2 separate regions of the Homo sapiens genome follow, and region 1 is linked to region 2. Evidence: read pairs that join two places in POLR2A ChIA-PET (ENCODE). Cell type or tissue: PC-3. All regions are shown on one strand.

The links. Peaks named below come from ENCODE experiments on the same cell type or tissue, not always from the same donor. Only the 100,000 strongest peaks of a DNase experiment are listed, where the experiment ranks them.
Region 1: POLR2A ChIA-PET joins it to region 2 with 26 read pairs; 2 of 35 experiments call an interaction of 5 or more read pairs at or near these places.

Annotation. Positions count from the first base shown.
Region 1 is chr5:12,242,169-12,250,168 of GRCh38, reverse strand. No RefSeq gene overlaps it. Among named protein-coding and RNA genes, the nearest start is that of LINC01194, 330 kb to the left of the region's middle. In PC-3, no CTCF peak of the experiment used is centred here; DNase peaks (open chromatin) are centred at 3,948, 4,598, 6,528 and 6,908; H3K4me3 peaks cover 1,908 bases; H3K27ac peaks cover 4,582 bases.
Region 2 is chr5:12,129,849-12,137,848 of GRCh38, reverse strand. No RefSeq gene overlaps it. Among named protein-coding and RNA genes, the nearest start is that of CTNND2, 230 kb to the right of the region's middle. In PC-3, no CTCF peak of the experiment used is centred here; no DNase peak of the experiment used is centred here.

The DNA.
Region 1 (8,000 bases), 110 kb before region 2:
GGACTGAGTTCACTCAAAACTTGCATGCACTCACCAGGCATTTTAACTAGAGGATACTGACTTTATAACTTATTTAAAACTAGTTTTTAAAATAATGCTATAGTGCAACTAAAGACAGTGTCTTAATGAGACCGACAAGCATAAACTTAATGTGAATTCTTTATCTTAATTTATTCTTCTTACACCCTGTTAGGTTTCCAGTTTTCATAAGGGCAAAGATTTAAGTGACTGCTGATTTCTTAAAAGATATTTTGGAAATCAGAAGACAATGTGATAATATCTACAAGAACCAAAAGACAAAATAGTGTCGTTGACCCATAGTCTCTAGCTGGCATAAATATTCTTAGATTGAAGGAAAATAAAGATCTTTGTAAGCAAAACAAAACTAAGAAAATTTGATGCCAGCAGGTTTGTACCATAATAGTAAGCCAAAATATGCAGCCTGAGGAAAGATGATACCAGAGGGAAGCCCAGAATTTCAGGAGGAATGAAGGCAACTGGGCAAGGTAGGTATGTGTGTAAATACAATGGACTATTTATTTTTAATGTCCTTCATATATAAAGGGTTGTTTAAGAACAAATTATGACATTGTCTTGTGGGGTCTAACATATATATGTCAACTATAAATTATATAAACTATATAAAAAATATGTAAACTAAAAACGTATATACATCAACTATGTCATAAAAGCCAGAGAAGAGTAAAATTACTTATAAAATCACATTGTAAAACTCCTACATTGTTTGTAAAATGAGAAAATTATTAACTCTAAGAAAATAGTGGGCAATGTTAGAAGTATATACTTTCATTGCTAGAGTGAGAACTAAAACATAACACAAAGGGGTATAGATAAGCATCTGATAGGTAAATTAGAATGCCAATATATATTCAAATTTTTAAAGACAAAAAAGGGGAAAACAAATCAAGAACTGGGAGGACAAAGAAAGCAAAGAATAAAATGGTAGAATTAAGTTAAATTATGTCAACGGTTAACATTTAATGTTAATGAACCAGAAAACAGAGATTGTCAAAACGGATGGAATGTAATAGCCAACTACTTAATGACTACAGGAGATACATTTTAAATACGAAGAGACTAACAGGTTAAAAGAAAATGGATAGGAAAGATGTATTGTGCAATCCTTAAGCATAAGAAGGCTGAAGTGATTACATACATAACACAAAACAGACTATGACACTGAAAAGTATATCAGCCAAGATAAAGAAGGACATTTCATAATGAAATGATAAAAGAATGAATTCATCAAAAAGACATAACAATCAGAAATGGGTTTCCATTAACAAACTACTTCAAAATACACAGAGTAAAAATTAACAGCATTAAAGAAACAAGCTGACATTTCCAAAGTCATATTTGGAAACTTTAGCACCACTGTCTCAGTAACTGATAGAAAAGCTAGACAAAAAAATAATTTGATCTAAAAAGACTGTTAATCTAAACAAACATTATCCACCACCTTCACCTGATTGATATTTATGGAACACTGCATCCCCTAAAAGTAGAATACATGTTCTTTTCATATTTTCATTGTATATAAGAATTAAAGTATTTAACACGGTTGAAATATTAAAGAATGTGTTCTCACAAGAAAATCACAAAAATATTTAGAAGTTTAAGTATTTGGAAAAATATTTGAAATTATTTGGAAATATTGGAATACTTCTAATATTTCTTGAAATTCAAAAAACACACATATTTGGAAATTTAAATATTTAGATAATCAATTTTTCCTGAGGAGATACAACGAGAGAAACTAGAAAATGTTACAAACAGAATGAAAATATAACTACAACATATTGAATATTGTTGAATTCAGATAAAACTGTATTTATTAGGAAATTAGTCACTTTACAAGCTTAGATTAGAATAGAAATTCTAAAATAAATAACCTTAAGTTTCTTCTTAAGAAGCTCAAAAAGGAGAGAAAAATAAACCCAAACTAAATAGAACAAAGGACATACTAATAATGAACAGGGATGAAAAAATATCAAACAAGCAATAGAAATTTAAAAATAAGCAGATTATTTGAAAAGATGAAAAAATTAAAACCCTAGCTAGATTAATTGAGAGACAAAATTATAAATGTTAGATATGAAAGGAGATTATTACCAAAGATCCAACAGACCTGAAAAAGGTAATAATGAACAACTTTATAATAACAAATTGGACAAGCTAGAGAAATGAGCAAACATTGTTCAAAAACATAACTTACCACAGCAGACAGAAGATGGAACAATCAGAATAGCCTATAAATATTTGTAATTTGATTTTTTAAAAAATCTTACAAATAGGCCAGGCGCAGTGGCTCATACCTGTAATCCCAGCACTTTGGAAGGCCGAGGCGGGTGGATCATGAGGTCAGGAAATCGAGACCATCCTGGCTAACACGGTGAAACCCCGTCTCTATTAAAAATACAAAAAAATTAGCCAGGCGCGGTGGCGGGCGCCTGTAGTCCCAGCTACTCGGGAGGCTGAGGCAGGAGAATGGCGTGAACCCAGGAGGCAGAGCTTGCAGTGAGCTGAGATTGCGCCACTGCACTCCAGCCTGGGCAACAGAGCAAGACTCCGTCTCAAAAACAAAAACAAAAAAATCTTACAAATAAAACTCTAGGCCCGTACAGTTTCAATTGTCAATCATTTAAGGAAGAAATAAGACCATTTTTATGTGAAATGTCTAGAAGAGAGGAAAAAACCTTTCTGAACCGTTTTACAAAGCCAATATAAATCTAATACTAGAAATCCCAAAAGAAAAATAAATTATGCACCAATTATATACAATATCCAACAAATAACCCCTATGAAATTAATGTTAAAAAGCACAACACAGTATTAGCACATAAAAAGGAGAAACATTTTAAAAGCATGTTACATCATGACCTAATAGGTAATTCTAAAGAATTCAAGGTTCTCACATTTAGAAATTCACCTCCAGTATAATGCACACTGTATTCTGCATGAATTCTCTGTTCACCTGTATGACTCCCAGCATGCTGACTTCTCAATTTCAAATCATCCTAATTTCTAATGTCTACTTCACTCAATTCAGTGTCTATTTATAGTCCCTTTCTGAAATTTGTCGTCGTCTGGAACTATTTTGGGTTTGAAATGTTTAAGACCACCAGCCAATTAACCTACAAAGTTTTTCTGAATATCAGCCCATTTTTCTTCATTTTCTTTCTAACTTAGATTCCAAAGTCTATCATTTCAACCACTCTATTGAGGATAATTTAAATTATCATTCATCTGTCTTCATGTCATCTGCCTATATTCCCATTCTAGACAAGCCACTAGTCTACTCTATGCTTGCACCTAATAAGATTGCTCAATTAAAAAAATAAATTCACACAATTGGGATAATTGGTAAGACCTAAATTATGGTTCCTAACCTGACGGGATCCTCAACACCATTAAACACACTCATAGGCATACATTTTTAAAATTGGCATTCTACTTCAGAGAAAACATAAATCATCAGATTGTAATTTTCTCAACTTTCAATCAGCAAATGTAAAAACTGAAGCACATCAGCCCTGTCCTTTCTTTCTGACTCCCTATGCCAATGGAGTAACATTTTGTCCATCTAGTACAAAAGCCACCTCTGCCATCTGTCTTCTGTTTTCCCATCTCTTGCCTTCACATTATCTAATCCTTCCTTATTCTCTCATGTGAAAAAAAAAAATTTTCTATTAATCCCACATACTCCTCCAGGTATTTCTTCTATTTTCAACTTTTTGCAAGAGTCGTCTAGAGTAGCTGCTGTTTCCACTTTGTCACCACACATTTATTGATCAGGAATCTTCACTGTGTCTCCGTTCCCTTGCCATTATGCTGGAGAGCTTTACCCAGGCATAAACATGAATGCCATGACAACGAAACTAATGGACAATGTTGGAGCCTCGTCATTACCCATTGTTTACTCATTTGCCAGAAGTGACCACTTTCCTCGTGTGGAGGTTGATCACATTTTCTGTTTCTTCTGCTAGTCTTTATAGAACTAAATTCCTGACTTTCTTTCTGATTCTTTAGCCATTGCTTATCTTTTATTTGGCAATAAAACTTGAGGTTCATCAGGAATTGGCCATAGGCTACTTTATCTCTCTCTCTACATTCTCTTCCTGGGACTTCATAATAATCCTCGTGTCTCCAATTTTTTCCCCCAAGCAAACCTCCTTATTTATGTCTTCCTCTTAAACTACTCATAAACCCAGCTGCCTTCTCTGAATTTTCACATGGATACCTCAAAATGAAACATCCCAAATCAACCCAATATTCTTTTCCCGCTGTCCAGATTTTTGTTCTATTTCTGTAAAAATACTATATTTTTAAAGAAAAGAAAAACAAATACTATAAATAAAACTCATAAGAATGGCTAACTATAGAGAATAAACACATGAGTAGTCTGAGATGTAGGCAAATTTATAAGACATGTTAATTAGAGAGAGAGTAAGCAAGTAAGCATCTTATGAGACATACAGTAGGTATGAATAGCAGCTTAGTAATCTCTAAGACATGTTAAAAATCCATAGCGGAATGCAATATGTGATTGAAAAAACATAGGTAGGGCAAATGCAAGTGTTACTTGTAGACAGAAAGGATGAAAAGGCCCAATTGTGAGTTCGGGATCATGCCAACTCCAGAGAAACAGCTATGTCATTCCCAAATTGGCCACTGTTTGATGACATGATAGTCCTATTTTGTCCCCGTGCTCTACTAGAAACTAATATGAGACTTAGAGCTATTCATCAAGCTCATTGGTAAGCAAGTAACAGCCATGGTCGACATACTTGATCAATACTGTATTGGTTGGTTCCAGGCATAATTTGACTGCTGAATTCCTTAGTTTAACCTCAGTTTTCTCCTTATAGTTACCCCACCAGTGGAGATTGGTGTATCTCAGAGATATAGGACTGATGAACATTGCAAAACACAGGATTCCATAGTCCTTCTCTCCTCTTGTACCCTATCATAAAGTTAGGACTTATGAACATTGGAAAACACAGGATTCTGGTAGCATAATCCTTCCCTCCTCTTGTACCCTATCATAAAGTTATCTCACCCCATCTTTTTCTTCTTGTCTGGCTTTGTGTGTCATGAATGAATTAAACAAGGATGTAACATTAGTATCTTAATCTAAATGGTCCATGAACATTTATTTTTCATAATGTCTAAAATAGCTTGCTTAATGCTATACTTGGGAGGCTACTGGGATAATTTTTCCTAAAACATCCTCCACCACAAATGTCTTCTCATGTATTTTCTACCTCTCTAAATGACACTAACATTTATATAAACAATTCTTCTTCTAAACTTATTTCCAACAATTGATGTTACGGTTGAGTTCAGGAATGGGTCTTATCTTAGTATTCCTCAACCCCTTGCTAGCATTCTTAATTCTCATAGTCCTTAGTTTGTCAGGAGTTATTTGCGAAGTGTCTGTCTACCAAAAAACACTCTAATTTAATTCTAATAGAAAGCAGGAACTATGTCTGCTTTCTATAGCATGGTATTTCCAACACCCATCATAATGTTTCACATTAAAAGATGCTCTCTACATTCTCCTTTCCTAAATAAATGCCTACCAGATTTTCTTTCACATAGTAGGAATTTAGACTGATTGCAAAGCTGATTGGACAGGAAATAATTTCTAAAAAAAACTAGAGTACAGTGGCATTTTGCCTTGAGAGAAAAGCGTTGGCACTGTGATAGGACACGCTGATAACAGTAATAGAGGTTGAAGCACAGCTTATCTTTTGTTAAAAAAGAAGTTATGCTGTGAAAACTTGACATGCAAATGAATGTATGAAATTCATTGGAAGTTCAACTGTAATCTATTTGAATGTTAATGAAGGCTGCTGAGGGATTCTTTTTAATCTTTTCCTTTTTTCCCTTTACTGTTAAAAGAAGCTCTAAAATTACCTAACAATTGATAATTCTTTATTTTATTTCTCTCATAATATGATTGATAAACTATTCAAGTAATTTATATTTGTATTTTGAATTATGAAATAGAAAAATCAGCTCTGCAAGGAAGTTTTTGGGACTACCATGTAGTCTTACATTTGAAATTTTTAAAAAAATGCATTTGGCTACGTGAATCCCTAAAGAGAGATGTGTTTATACATTGAAAACTTTGTGCTGAAATAATTTTCAACATAAAATTGAATTGATGTTAGATATTTTCCAGTGTAATATAGGAAACTGATCATTTACAAAATAGTAATAATTAACCTAATAGAAGTTTTCCTATTGCTAAAACTGTGGTATTTTTTCAGAAATATAAGTTTTTGTTCATATTGCTCATATCCACATTTAATTTTAAATTAAAATTGTACCACAGACAACAAGATGTTAATTCATTATGACGTGTGAGTGTTTCTTTGTGAATTCCTCACCTCACTTTAATGCTGTAAGATTTCAGGTTCTTCCTCATATTTCCCCCAGAGGCTTTTATGACTCATTTTGTCCCTCAAATTATGTTTCACAAACATGATTCGTTGGTCCCTACCTTTTTTCTTTCTATGTACTTGCTGCATTATTCACTTACTTAACAAATAAATGATTGACTGATTGCAAAATGCTCTTTTCCCCTTCCCCCCCTTTTCTGAAAATCATATCTATTCCAAAATCTTCAGCTAGAATAACTCAACAATACTTAGTTACACTTTCATATGTTCATATGATTGCTCCAGTTACAAGTCATATATAACAACAACAGCAACAACAACAAAATTCAAGGCAACCAAAACTGATCTCACTCTAAGCCTCTTCAATACCACTGTCACAATAATATTGCTGATTCACAGTTCTGACTGTTCCATGACTGTGCTCGGAAATCTTGTATTGCTCATTATTTCTTTACATTAAACAAAATTTCTTTCTTTCAAGGAACCTCGCAAGTCATTACTAAAAAATTCTTACTTGCCATTATTCCTGCTTTTCACTACAAGAACATCTACAAGAACTCTGCCTTCTAGCCAGAAAGCCCATGTGCCATCTTCCCAGGAATGTCTGACAGTTTTCCACAGACCTGTGGCTTGACTCATGCCATCTGTTCGAAATGCCTTTTTAATGCACATAAATTTTTGATATTTCGTCTATACTTTAGCGTCAGATTCAATGTATTCTCCTTCCTGGGTCTAAAACACGAGAAAGGAGATAGAAATTTCTGTAAAAGCCTACAAACCTCTCACGCTTCATTTATGTTTCTGACCACATATTTTCTTGATTATAGTTAGTTGCTGCTGCTCTAATGTCCCCTGCTAGATTATAAAGTCCTGGGACTAGGGATCTTATTTTATTCATGTATGAATTTCTCACAGAACCTAAAGTTGCAGAACATCTTGCAAACACTCAAATATTTATTTGTTGAGTAAATAAATAATGCAGCACATACATAAAAAGTAAATGAAACAACATTGACAACATCAAGAATTTCAGAAATACATTAATCATCAAATAATTTACTATCCCTATAGTCATACAGTCTAGAAAACATTAGTTAGCTATAGTTTCTTGAAGAAGTTTAAGACCATTATTTTATAAAATCTATTTCTAGTTCATATCATTTAAAAACAATAATTTATTTCAATATAAAATGCATGCACATAATAAAAATATAAAAGTTACAAAATGAAGTAAAAACTGTACTCTAAACCTTATCCTTCAGTCTCCCATACCCTTTCAAAGAGGCAACCCATTTTACCAATTCTATGCTATTCGGTTGGTGCAAAAGTTATTGTGGTTTTTGCAATTAAAAGTATTTTTTCCAGGGATAATCTACATATATACAGACTTAATGTTGTGCATTATTTTGCCATTTTACAGCTGTCAGCATACTCATACACACTATTCTGAAAACCATTTTTCACTCAAAAATAATCTTGGAGGTTGTTTTAAATGTTCGTACTATCCTTATTGCTTATAATGTTCCTTAGTGTTTATACCATAATCTATCCATATATGACTAGATGCTTATT
Region 2 (8,000 bases):
AATTTATATTCCTTTGGTTATATACCCAATAATAGGATTGCTGGCTCAAATGGTAATTCTGTTTTAAGTTATTTAAGGAACCACTGCACTGTTTTTCAAAATCACTGAAGTAATTTATATTCCCACTAGCAGTATATAAGCATTTCTTTTTCTCATCAGTATCTGTCATATTTTGACTTTTTTATTAATAACCATTTTGACTGGTGTCAGATGGTATCCCATTGTGGTTTTGATTTGCATTTCTCTAATGATTAGTAACTCCAAACAGTTTTTTATATGCTTGTTGATTGTTTGTGTGTCTTCCTTTGAAAAGTGTTGTTCATGCCCTTTACCCACTTCTAAAAGGGATTGTTGGCTTTCTGCTTGTAAATTTGTTTTTAAGTTTCTTAAAGATTCTGGAGATTAGACCTTTGGGGAATGCATAGTTTGCAAATATTTTCTTCCATTCTGTAGGTTGTTTATTTACTCTGTTGATAGTTTCTTTTGCTGTGCAGCAGCTCTTTAGTTTAATTAGATCTCGTTTGTCAATTTTTGGTTTTGTTGCAATTGTTTTGGATGTCTTCATCATGAAATCTTTGCCAAGTCCTATGTCTAGAATGGTATTTCATAGGTTATCTTCCAGATTTATGGTTCAAGTTTTACATATAAGTCTTTTAATCCACTTTGAGGTGATTTTTGTACATGGGATAAGGTAGAGCTCTGGTTTTGGTCTTCTGCCTATGGCTAGTCATTTACCCCAGGACCATTTATTGAATGGGGAGTCCTTTCTCCATTGCTTATTTTTGTCAATTTTGTGGCAGATTGTACAGTTGTAGGTGTGCAACATTATTTCTGGACTCTCTATTCTGTTGCATTAATCCATGTGTTCATTTTGTACCAGTACCATACACTTTTGGTTACTGTAGCCCTGTAATATAGTTTGAAGTCAGGTAACGTGCTGCCTCTAGCTTTGTTCTTTTTGCTTAGAATTGCCTTTACTATTTGGGCTCATTTTGGTTCCATATGAATTTTTAAATAGTTTTTTCTAATTCTGTGAAGAATGCCATTGGTTGTTTGATAGGAATAGCATTTGATCTGTAAATTCCTTTGGCCAGCACGGCCATTTAGACAATATTGATTGTTACTATCCATGAGCATGGAATATTTTTCCATTTGTTTGTGTCATTCCTGATTTCTTCGTGCAGTGTTTTGTAATTCTTGTTTTACAGCTCCTTCACCTCCATGGTTAGCTGTATTTCTAAGTGTTTTTTTGTGTGTGCAGAAATTGTGAATGGGATTGCATTCCTAATTTGGCTCTCAGTTTGGATGTTGTTGGTGTGTAGGAATGCTACTGATTTTTGTACCTTGATTTTGTATCCTGAAACTTTCCTGAGGTTGTTTATCAGATCAAGGGGCTATTGGGCTGAGACTATGGGGTTTCCTAGATATAGAATCATGACCCCTGCAGACAGGGATAATTTGACCTCCACTCTTCCTATTTGGATCCCTTTGAATTCTTTCTCTTTCTCTTGCTTGATTGCTCTGTCCGAGACTTCCAATATTATGCTGAATAGGTGTGGAGAGAGAGGGCATACCTATTTTGTGCTGGTTTCCAAGGGAATGTTTCTAGCTTTCATACATTCAGCATGATGTTGACTGTGGATTTGTCATAGATGGCTCTTATTATTTTGAAGATTTTTCCTTCAATATCTAGTTTTTTGAAGGTTTTTAACATGAAAGGATGTTGAATTTTATCAACAGCTTTTTCTGCATCAATTGAGATAATTATGTGGCTTTTGTTTTTAGTTCTGTTTGTGTGATGAATCACATTTATTGATTTGCATATGTTGAACCAAACTTGCATTACAGGAATAAACCCTACTTACTTCATCATGGTGGATTAGCTTTTTGAGGTGTTGCTGGATTTAGTTTGTCAGTATTTTTCTTTTTGATAATTTTTGCCTCTGTGTTCATCAATAATATTTGCCTGAAGTTTTCTTTTTTTCTTGTGTCTCTGCCAGGTTTTGGTGTCAGGATGAGGCTGGCCTCATAGAATGAGTTGAAGAGAAGTCTATGCTCAATTTTTATAATATTTTCAGTAGTTATGGCACTAGCTTTTCTTTATACATCTGGTAAAATTCAGCTGTGAATCCATCTGGTCCTGGGTGATGTTTGCTTGGTAGGATTTTCATTACTGATTCAATTATAGAATTCGTTATTTGTCTGTTCACAAATCCAATTTCTTCCTCTTTCAGACTTAGGAGGTTGTATGTTTCAGGAATGTATTCATATATTTTAGGTTTTCTAGATTGTCTGCACAGAAGTGTTCATAGCAGTCTCTGATGTTTTTTCTTTTTGTATTTCTGTGGGTTCAGGGGCAACATCCCATTTGTCATTTACAATTATGTTTATTTGAATATTCTCTTTTTTATCTGTCTAGCTAGCAATCTATCTTATTAATTTTTTCACATAGCCAGCTCCTGGATTTGTTTATCTTTTGTATAGTTTTTCTTGTCTCAGTTTCCTTCAGTTCACCTCTGATTTCAGTTGTTTCTCATCTTCTGATAGCTTTGAGGTTGGTTTCTACTTCCTTCTCTAGTTCTTCTACTTGTGGTGTTAGGTTGTTAATTTGAGACCTTTCTACATTTTTGATGCTTAGTGCTATAAATTTCTCTCTTAACATTGCCTTAGCTGTGTCCTAGAGATGCTGGCATATTGTACCTATGTTTTCATTAGTTTCAAATAATTTCTTGATTTCTGTCTTAATTTCATTGTTCACCCAAAAGTCATCCAAGATCAGGTTGTTTAATTTCCATGTGATTGTATTGTTTTAAGTGATTTTCTGAGTATTCATTTCTATTTTCATTTCACTGTGGTCCAAGAGTATGGTTGGTATGATTTCAGCCATTTTGAATTTGCTAACGATTGTTTGTCTAATTATGTGCTCATTTTTGCTGTATATGCCATGTGGCAATGAGAAGAATGTCAATTCCATTGTTTTTAGCTGGAGAGTTCTATAGATGCCTATTAGATGCATGTCATCAGGTGTTGGTTCAGGTCCTGAATATCTGTTAATTTTCTGCCTCAATAATCTGTCTAACAGTGTCAGTGGTGTGTTGAAGTCTCCCACTTTTATTGTTTGGGAATCTAAGTCTCTTTGTAAGTGTCTAAGAACTTGCTCCATGAATCTGGGTGCTCCTCTATTTGATGCATATAGATTTAGCATAGATATGTATTCTTGTTGAATTGAATCTTTTACCGTGATATGATGTCCTTATTTATCTCTTTTTATCTTTGTTGGTTTAAAGTCTACTTTGTCTAAAATTAGGATTTCAACACCTGCTTTTGTCTTTCATTTGCTTGGTAGATTTTTCTCCATTACTTTATTTTGAGCTTCTGGATGTCATTGCATGTGAGATGGGTCTTTTGTAGACAGCATACCATTGGGTCTTGTTCTTTATCCCGCTTGCCACTCTGTGCCTTTTAATTGGGGCATTTAGCTGATTTACAGTCAAGATTAGTATTGATAGGTGCAGATTTGATCCTGTCATCATGTTGTTAACTGGTTATTATAAAGACTGGTTTGTGTGGTTGCTTTGTATTATTATCTATACTCTGTGTACTTAAGTATGTTTTGTAATGGTTGGTAATGCTCTTTTCTTTCCATGTTTAGTGCTCCTTTCAGGACCTCATTTAGGCAGGTCTGGTGGTAATAAATTCCCTTAGCATTAGCTTGTCTGAAAAGGATGTTTATTTCTCCTTCACTTATAAGCTTAGTTTGGCTGGACATTAAATTTTTGGTTGGAAATTCTTTTCTTTAAGAATGTTGAATATAGGCCCCAGTCTCTTGTGGCTTGCAGGGTTTCTACTGAAAGGGACACTGTTAGTCTGATGGGGATCCCTTTGTAGGTGACCTGTCCCTTACCTCTAGCTGCCTTTAACATTTTTAAATTTCATTTTGAACTTGGAGAATCTGATTATTATGTGTATTGGGAATGGTCTATTTTGTGTATTATTTCACAGGGGTGTTCTGCATTTACTGAATTTAAATGTTGGCCTCTCCAGTGAGGTCAAGGAAGTTTTCATGGATGATATCCTGAAACTTGTCTTCCAGGTTGTTTGCTTTCTCCCTGTCTGTTTTACGGATGCCAGTGAGTCATAGATTTGGTCTCTTTACACAATCCCATATTTCCAGGGGATTTTTGTTTGTTCTTTTTAATTCATTTTTATTTATTTTTGTCTGACTAGATTAATTCAGGAGCCAGTTTTCAAGCTCTGAGATTCTTTTCTCAGCTTGTTCTATTTTGCTGTTAATATTTGTGATTTGCATTATGCAATTCTTGTAGTATGAATTTCAACTTTATCAGCTCATTTTGTCTTTTTTATAATGATTATTTCATCTATCAGCTCCTGTGTTGTTTTACTGTGTTTTAGCTTCCTTGAATTGTGTTTCAATGTTCTCATGAATCTCGATGATCTTCATCGCTATCCATATTCTGAATTCTATTTCTGTTATTTCATCCTGGTTAAGAAACTTTGCTGGGGAACTAATGTGGTTGTCTGGATAAAATAAGGCACTCTGGATATTTGAGTTGAATCAGAAGAGTTCTTCTGCTGATTCTTTCTTATTTGTGTGGGCTGATTATCCTTTAATATTTGAAGTTTCTGTCCTGCAGATGGATTTTTCTTTTTTCTTTTTCTTTTTTTTTTTTTTTTTTTTTTTTTTTGCTTTTTTCTTCTTTGATACCCTTGGTGGTTTGATTATGTTATAACATGTATTCAGTTGACTGGCTTTGGTTCTAGTCATCTCCTGAGTCTTGGAGGAGCCCCCTTCAATTATTCTCTCCATGCTTGTGTTTCTTTTGTTGAGCGTTCTGGTCCACAGGTCTCCCTCAGGCAGGGGCCACAGTTGGCAGATAAGCCATATCCTTAAGAAGTCAACCCTAATCTGATGTTTGTGTGCCTCCTGGGAAAACATGGGATTGCACCTGTCCACAGAGTTCAAGTGGAAGTGGGACACTGGATTGGAAGCTCTAGTGGGTGTGGCCCTTCTGGCTACAGGAGGCAGGAATGGGTAGGGTTGCCCATCGTACCATCCATGTGTTTCCATGGCAACAGGAGGCTGCATTCCTCAGCAAATTTAGGCAGAAGAAGGACCTCTGAGCCAGAAAGTCTAGCAGGCATGGCTCCTTTGGCTACCAGTGTCAGGGGTGGGTGGGGATGTTCACCCTGTAGTCCAGATGCTTCCTGGGACAACAGAAGGCTGTGTCCATCAGCTGAGATCCCACAGAATCAAGACTGGCCCAAATGGAAGCTGTGTTCCTTGGCTAAGTGGGCCACTGGGTGGGAAGTTGTAGCAAATATTGCCCTCCTGGCTATCCATGGCTTGGAGGGTGGGGAGCAGTTGGGGTGCAGTCACTTGCCCTGCTGTCAGGGTGTTTCTCAGAAGATCAGGAGGCTACACCCTCCAGCTGAGTACACACAAAATAAGACTGCTGGGCTGGAGGCTCTAGCAGATGTTGCTCACCTAGCTACCCATGGTGAGGGTGGGCAACATGGCAGGCCAAATTTGGGCCCAGGTGGGACTGCTGGAGCCAAGTCCTCTCTGACAAGGTGGGTTGGAGCAATCCTACCGTTCCCAGGCACCACAACAGCAACCTCTACTGGGGATGTGGCAACCATGCCGGTTGGCTCCAGGACCCAGGGATTATAGAGGTCCCCTTGGACTCGAGAGTTGCTGCCAAAAAATATCTGGCATCTTCCTGCCTCAGTCTAGAACTGCAGTGATTTTCTCATCCCCAGTCCAGCACAGGTCCCTGTGGAAAGTGTGAATCTCCCAGGCACTCTTACTCAGCCACTCACCCTTTCCGGTGTTGGAGAGGTTCTCCTGGCTCTACCCTGAGCCTGGACAGGTTGGGGTCCAGCCTCATTTCTATCTGCACTCTGTCTTCCCCTGCTGCCTTGATGAATCCCAATGTGTTTTCTCAGATGATTGGCCTGTAGATTCAGTATCATTAGCTCTTTTCAGCACACAGGAGATACTTCCTGTAGGCCATCTTGGCACCCATGATTCTTGTTCATAAGAATAATTTTGTCAGATTATTTTGTGAAAAATAGTTACTGCTACCTGAGTTTTATGTTTACAGAAAATAAGTGTCAATTTTTTAAAAAAACTTTACTAGTAAGAACATACACACTTATATTAATACTCTCTTTTTATTTATTTATTTGTATTATTTTTCTTATTATATTTAAGTACCAGGGTACATGTGCACAATGTACAGGTTTATTACATAGGTATACGTGTGCCATGTTGGTTTGCTGCACCCATCGACTTGTCATTTACATTAGGTATTTCTCCTAATGCTATCCCTCCCCCATCCCCCCTACCCCCGACAGGCCCCAATGTGTGATGTTCCCACCCTGTGTCCAAGTGTTCTCATTGTTCAATTCCCACCTATGAGTGAGAACATGCGGTGTTTGGTTTTCTGTCCTTGTGATAGTTTGCTGAGAATGATGGTTTCCAGCTTAATCCATGTCCCTGCAAAGGACATGAACTCATCCTTTTTTATGGCTGCATAAAAAAGTATTCCATGGTGTATCTTAATCCATGTCCCTGCAAAGGACATGAACTCATCCTTTTTCATGGCTACATAGTATTCCATCATGTATATGTGTCATATTTTCTTAATCCAGTCTATCATTGATGGACATTTGGGTTGGTTCCAAGTCTTTGCTATTGTGAATAGTGCTGCAGTAAACATACGTGTGCATGTATCTTTATAGCAGCATGATTTATAATCCTTTGGCTATATACCCAGTAATGGGATTGCAGGGTCAAATGGTATTTCTAGTTCTAGATCCCTGAGGAATGACCACACAGTCTTCCACAATGGTTGAACTAATTTACACTCCCACCAACAGTGTAAAAGCATCCCTATTTGTCCACATCTTTTCCAGCATCTGTTGTTTCCTGACTTTTTAATGATCACCATTCTAACTGGCATGAGATGGTATTTCATTGTGGTTTTGATTTGCATTTCTCTGATGACCAGTGATGATGAGCATTTTTTCATGTGTCTGTTGGCTGCATAAATGTCTTCTTTTGAGAAGTGTCTGTTTGTATCCTTTGCCCACTTTTTGATGGGGTTATTTGTTTTTTTCTTGTAAATTTGTTTAAGTTCTTTGTAGATTCTGGATATTAGCCCTTTGTCAGATGGATACATTGCAAAAATTTTCTCCCATTCTGTAGGTTGCCTGTTCACCCTGTTGGTAGTTTATTTTGCTGTGCAGAAGCTCTTTAGTTTAATTAGATCCCATTTGTCAATTTTGGCTTTTGTTGTCATTGTTTTTGGTGTTTTAGTCATGAAGTCTTTGCCCATGCCTATGTCCTGAATGGTATTGCCTAGGTTTTCTTCTAAGGTTTTTGTGACTTTAGATCTTACATTTAAGTCTTTAATCCATCTTGAATTAATTTTTGTATAAGGTGTAAGGAAGGGATCAAGTTTCAGCTTTCTGCATATGGCTAGCCTGTTTTCCCAGCACTATTTATTAAATAGGGAATCCTTTCCCCATTTTTTGTTTTTGTCAGGTTTGTCAAAGATCAGATGGTTGTAGATGTGTAGTGTTATTTCTGAGGCCTCTGTTCTTTTCCTTTGGTCTATATATCTATTTTGGTACCAGTACCATGCTGTAGTATAGTTTGAAGTCAGGTAGCATGATGCCTCCAGCTTTGTTCTTTTTGCTTAAGATTGTCTTGGCTATGCGGGTGCTTTTTTGGTTCCATCTGAACTTTAAAGTAGTTTTTTCCAATTCTGTGAAGAAAGTCATAGGTAGCTTGATGGGGATGGCATGGAATCTATAAATTACCTTGGGCAGTATGGCCATTTTCACAATATCGATTCTTCCTATCCATTAGCATGGAATTTTCATCGATTTATTTGTGTCCTCTTTTATTTCATTGAGCAGTGGTTCGTATTTCTCCTTGAAGAAGTCCTTCACATCCCTTGTAAGTTGTATTC